Linked DNA regions of Homo sapiens: region 2 is linked to region 1. Evidence: chromatin loops called from intact Hi-C (ENCODE). Cell type or tissue: heart left ventricle. All regions are shown on one strand.

What was found. A loop is a pair of places that touch in the nucleus more often than their neighbours do. Peaks named below come from ENCODE experiments on the same cell type or tissue, not always from the same donor. Only the 100,000 strongest peaks of a DNase experiment are listed, where the experiment ranks them.
Region 2: a loop joins it to region 1, with 5 times the contacts of the local background. A loop is called at or near these places in 55 of 110 quality-filtered maps.

The regions. Positions count from the first base shown.
Region 1 is chr3:173,044,539-173,047,038 of GRCh38, reverse strand. All of the region lies in intron 3 of SPATA16 (spermatogenesis associated 16), which reads left to right. Among named protein-coding and RNA genes, the nearest start is that of SPATA16, 95 kb to the left of the region's middle. In heart left ventricle, a CTCF peak has its summit at 1,076 (motif pointing right); no DNase peak of the experiment used is centred here; H3K27ac peaks cover 780 bases.
Region 2 is chr3:172,835,030-172,837,529 of GRCh38, reverse strand. No RefSeq gene overlaps it. Among named protein-coding and RNA genes, the nearest start is that of ECT2, 86 kb to the right of the region's middle. In heart left ventricle, a CTCF peak has its summit at 939 (motif pointing left); no DNase peak of the experiment used is centred here.

The DNA.
Region 1 (2,500 bases):
CGAATTTAATGTGTACAACAGTGAATAGTAAAGTTATCTTTCCTATTACGTTACAATTAACTTTTGTAAAATAATTTTTGCTGCTGTTCCTAAGTTGAACATTAAGTAAGAAATGTAAATCAATAAAGGTTAAACAGTCAATTTGTACAATTAATAATGCATCAAGTGAAATAAATCATTTTGCTGGTCTGGTCATAGTGCAGAACTGCATAAGTCAATACATATGATTTTAATATCAAAACATCTTGAAAGATCTTAGATTTTAAAACAGTCTGAAATATAGTCAACAAATGTATTTGATAAAATAAATTAATTAGGATATTTACTCTATAAACAGCTTACAACCATTAGTTATATACTCAATGCAGAATTCTGCTTTTGTATTATTATCACATTGTGAAAGTTGATACTAATCATGAATCAAAATTAAAATATTCCTTTTTTGCATTTATTTGCATTTGCTGAAGCATCTTCTCTGTAATTTTATGTAAATGTGAGGTCTACTGCATATTTTTAGGAGACTTGTTAACACAAAAATTAGCTTAAAAACCATCATGTAGTTTTGCTTCTATTGTTTTGTCATAGAGAAGACTACAAGGACCATAACTTTATGGTTTTAAGATCAACAGAGATACGTTTTGAAATTAATCAGCTAAGCACTGCCATTTAAACTAAAATAGTCAATGATACAAAGGCTCTGAAAACAACTATTATCAAAATGGCTCTTCTTTTTTATTCATAACATATCCGAAGTGGCATATATAAGTATTATTTTTTACTTCAACCAAAAGTAATGCTCAGACTCTCCTAATACATTCAATCTCTGCTCACTTCATCAAACCAGTGCCACTGTTTATCAGAAGGTTTTTGAACATTTCTAAAGACCGATTTGTAATTACTGCTTTCTTATCAAGATTAAAAATCCTGCTATGATTCTTTTATTATATAAATATATTTTGATGTATATACTTGCAAAGATTTTAATGATACATATCACCTTTTGTATATTCCCTACCTTTAGGGTTTTTTATTTTTATTTTTATTGCAAAATTTTATTGCCACAAGGTGGCAGACAAGATGAAGTCTAAAGTACCAAATATGTAAGAAAAATCCCTATTTTAAAAATGATTTTATAATGGTAGTATCTACATTCATTCATTCATTTTAAAAAACTTATTAAATATTTCCACCAAGAGCCTATTCCTGTGCTAGGCAGTGGAGAGACAGTTATAAATAGAAAATACATGATGCTTATACACCAGCAGAAGTAGCAGAGTGTAAATAAATAAATAAATATTAGCATATATATGAGATGAAGAGTATGATAAATGCTGTGAAGGAAATCAACATAAGTTATGTTGCAGAGCCAGCATAGTATATTTAGTCAGACCACAACGTCTAGAATGTGACTGCCTAGGTTCAAATTATGACTGCTCCACTCACTAGACTGAATTTAACTTTCAAAAAAACTAGGTTATAATAGTACTTACTTCACAAGTACTATTTCACAAGGTTTTGTGAAAAATAATTATAAACCCATGAATTTTTTATTCTAACCGTGACACAGTTATTGGTACTGAATCTGCCTTCTTGCTGTAAACAACTGTAAAACTGGACAAAATATAAGAGGCAACGGCTTTCAGGCCTTGGACAATGGTCAGAGCAGGACTGTGATCCCTGAAAGAAGGAAAATACACAGGATGAGCCCCATAATCTTCTCAGCTTTTTGTTCGGTTTATTTTTCTGCCCTAGTTCAGGGACATGGATATCAAGTTAAACTACAGTCTCACCAAACTGAAGAGGCCGAGATTAGAATAGCAAGGCTGCCAAGGAAGCTATAATGACAGGAAACATGGCCAAGAAAGAGGTAGCTGTGTGAAAGGGTTGAGAGACAGAAGTCTGCATGGGAATTTACTGTAAGTTCTTAGCCAAGGTCTGAGCCATGCATGTGAGGAAAGAGATTCCATACAGCAGAAATTGCCTGCCACAGAACTAAGTGCTAAATGGAAATACTTAGGTGACCTGCAGTGCTTGGAAATGTTGGAGTATTAGGGTAAAGAGACTTCACTCAGCACCTCAGGTACTCAGTTGAGCCCCAGAAAGATCATACTATAATAGTAAGGACCATGACCTACCAAAAGGACCACACCTTAAGATTAAATTCAAAGACAAAATAGACCTGTCTTAACAAAAAATACAACTAAGCTTCACAAGAACAAGAGTATCTGCCATTGCATTCTCTCACAGGGGGAAAAAAACAAAAACAAAAAAACCTCAACATCTTAACATATTTTTCAGGAAATATGTCATAATCCAGATTCCCCACAAAGTCTCACCCAAAATATCCAGCATAAAGTTAAAAATTACCACACATGCAAAGAAGTAGGAAAATGAGACTTAAGAAAATAAGCAGTCCATAGAAATAGACTTCAAGATGTAGAACCAGATATAGATCTTCGAGACCCAGATGTAGAACTGGCAGACAAGGATTTCAACAAAC
Region 2 (2,500 bases), 210 kb after region 1:
TCCAAGTCCTATAGCTTTAGAATCACGGAAGCTGATGCTGTAATTCGCAGTCTAAGGTCAAAGGTCTGAAACCCAGGAAGTGGTGATGAGGGAGAAGGGGGTACTGGTGTAGGTCTTGCAGTCCAAAGCCTGGAGCTCTGATGACCAAGGGCAGAAGAGTGTGTACCAGCTCTGAGAGAAAGAGACTAAATCTTTTCCTCTTTTTGTTCTATCGGGGCTCTTAGCCTACACACATTGAGGGTGGATCTCCTATACTCAGTCCACTGACTCAAGTGCCAATGGCCCCTGGAAACACCCTCTCACACACCTAAAAACACTACTTTGCCAGTTCTCTAGATATTCCTTAATTCAGTCAAGTTGACACCTAAAATTAACCATCACACAGAGGACTCAAAGGAAAAAAGAGGCTGGGAGGGGTGGCTCATGCCTGTAATCCCCCAGCACATTGGGAGGCCAAGGCAAGTGGATCACTTGAGCCCAGAAGTTCAAGACCAGCTTGGGCGACATGGCAAGACTCTGTCTCTACAAAAAAAATACAAAATATATCCAGGTGTGGTGGCCTGCACCTGTAATTCCCACTACTGCAGAGGCTGAGGTGGGAGAATGGCTTGAACCCAGGAAGTTGAGGCTGCAGTAAGCCGAGTTCACGCCACTGCACTTTAGCCTGGGCAAAGAGAGTGAGACTCTGTTTCAAGAAAAAAGGAGAACCGTGTTTTTAAAAGGTGCAAATAGTTTACAAGACAGAACCAGAGGGTCCAACAGATGAGAACCGAAAAGTATTTATTAGATTTGACAAACAGGAAGTCATTGGTAACTCTGGCAAATTCGTTTTCATGGAGAAGTAGATACAGAAGCCAAATAGCAGAGGATTACAGAGTAATTGGGGGACCAATAAAGACAGGCAGAAACAACAACATAAGATTCTCTGCTCCCCCTACTGGCGATGGATGGATGGATGGATAGATAGATAGACAGCTAAATAACCTGTTCATCATTTTAAAATTCAGACAATAGAGGAAAGAAGAAAGATTTTTAAAAATCACCCTTGGTGCCATTCATAGATAACAACTGCTACAATTTTGGTCTATCTCCCTTTAGACTTTCTCTTATTTATATGCATTACTTTTAGCAAAAATGTCACCATATTCTATATAACACTTTATAACCTGTTTTCTTTGTATAACAATAGGTAATGAACATCTTTCCAGGTCTATAAATCTATATTTACAATGTCATTTGTAACGGCTGTGTAGATTCCATGGCACGAATGTATCACAACTTAAATAACCAATTCCCTGTTAAAGGACATAAAACATTTTTGTATTGACAACTCTGCAATACAACTATACACATTTGCCTATTTGCACAGGATCAGTTTCTAGGAGACTGACTGGATTAAAGGATATGTTTATTTTGTTGAAAGATTCTGATAAAATGATGCACCAGAATGTTTATAGCCCAAGCATTCTGTAAAAGCATACCCTTGACAACGCTGCATCATTCTTTTTGATATCTGCCTATGTGATTTTTAAAATAGCATCTTACTTTTTTGTATTTGCTTGTTTCCTCGTAATGTTGAATGTCTTCATATATTTATTGGTAGCTCTTGATGAACTGCCTGCTAATGACTTGTCCATTCATCATATTTATATCTTGATACAACAGCTTTATGTATTAAATATGGCATTTGACTTTGACTGTTAGGGATGTTACCAATATTTTCCAGCTCTTCATTTGCCTTTTGATTTTGTCTGGGGCACTTTAAAGCACTTTTTATTTTGTTAGTTCTTCCATTATAAAAAATAGGTATGTTCAAAAATAACTAAATCTTATTTTTTTTCCATCCAATTTTAAGCCCCGGGGCTAATCAGTATCAACTGAAATATATTTTTGTATTTTCAAAAATACATGAAAGTTCTCTATTTGGTATATTCAGGGATATCTTTTTTCACTTATGGCCCTTGATGCCATGCTTAGAAAGGCTCCCCAAAACTATATAAATATTTGCCTTTGTTTCTTTCTAGTATTTTTAGTGTTTACATTAAAAATTCTAATCTAGCTAGAATTTATCCTGGTATTTGATGAGACATATGGATCTAAGTTGTTTTTCCCCAAAGGGTTGGCTAATTGAGTCTCATTTATCAATACTATAGTTTTCTCTTTCCAAAATGATTTGAAGTAAAACCTTTGTCATAAATTTAATTTTTGTATATTATTAAGTCTCTTTCTAAACTTTCTATTCTATTCCATTAATTTGTTTGTTTTGGTGCCAGTACCGTAATGTTCTAAGTATTGCCACTTTGAATTTTTAACAATAAGAACACTAATTAACATTTACAATAAGAATAATAATTAACATTATTACTACATGCCAGTGTGCAATGTACCATATTAAATGCTTTACATAGATCATCTCTTTTACTTCTCATAGTATCCAATGATATAAGGGACTATTAGTATCATCTCCAGTTCATTTTTAAAAAAATTATAATAATGATAA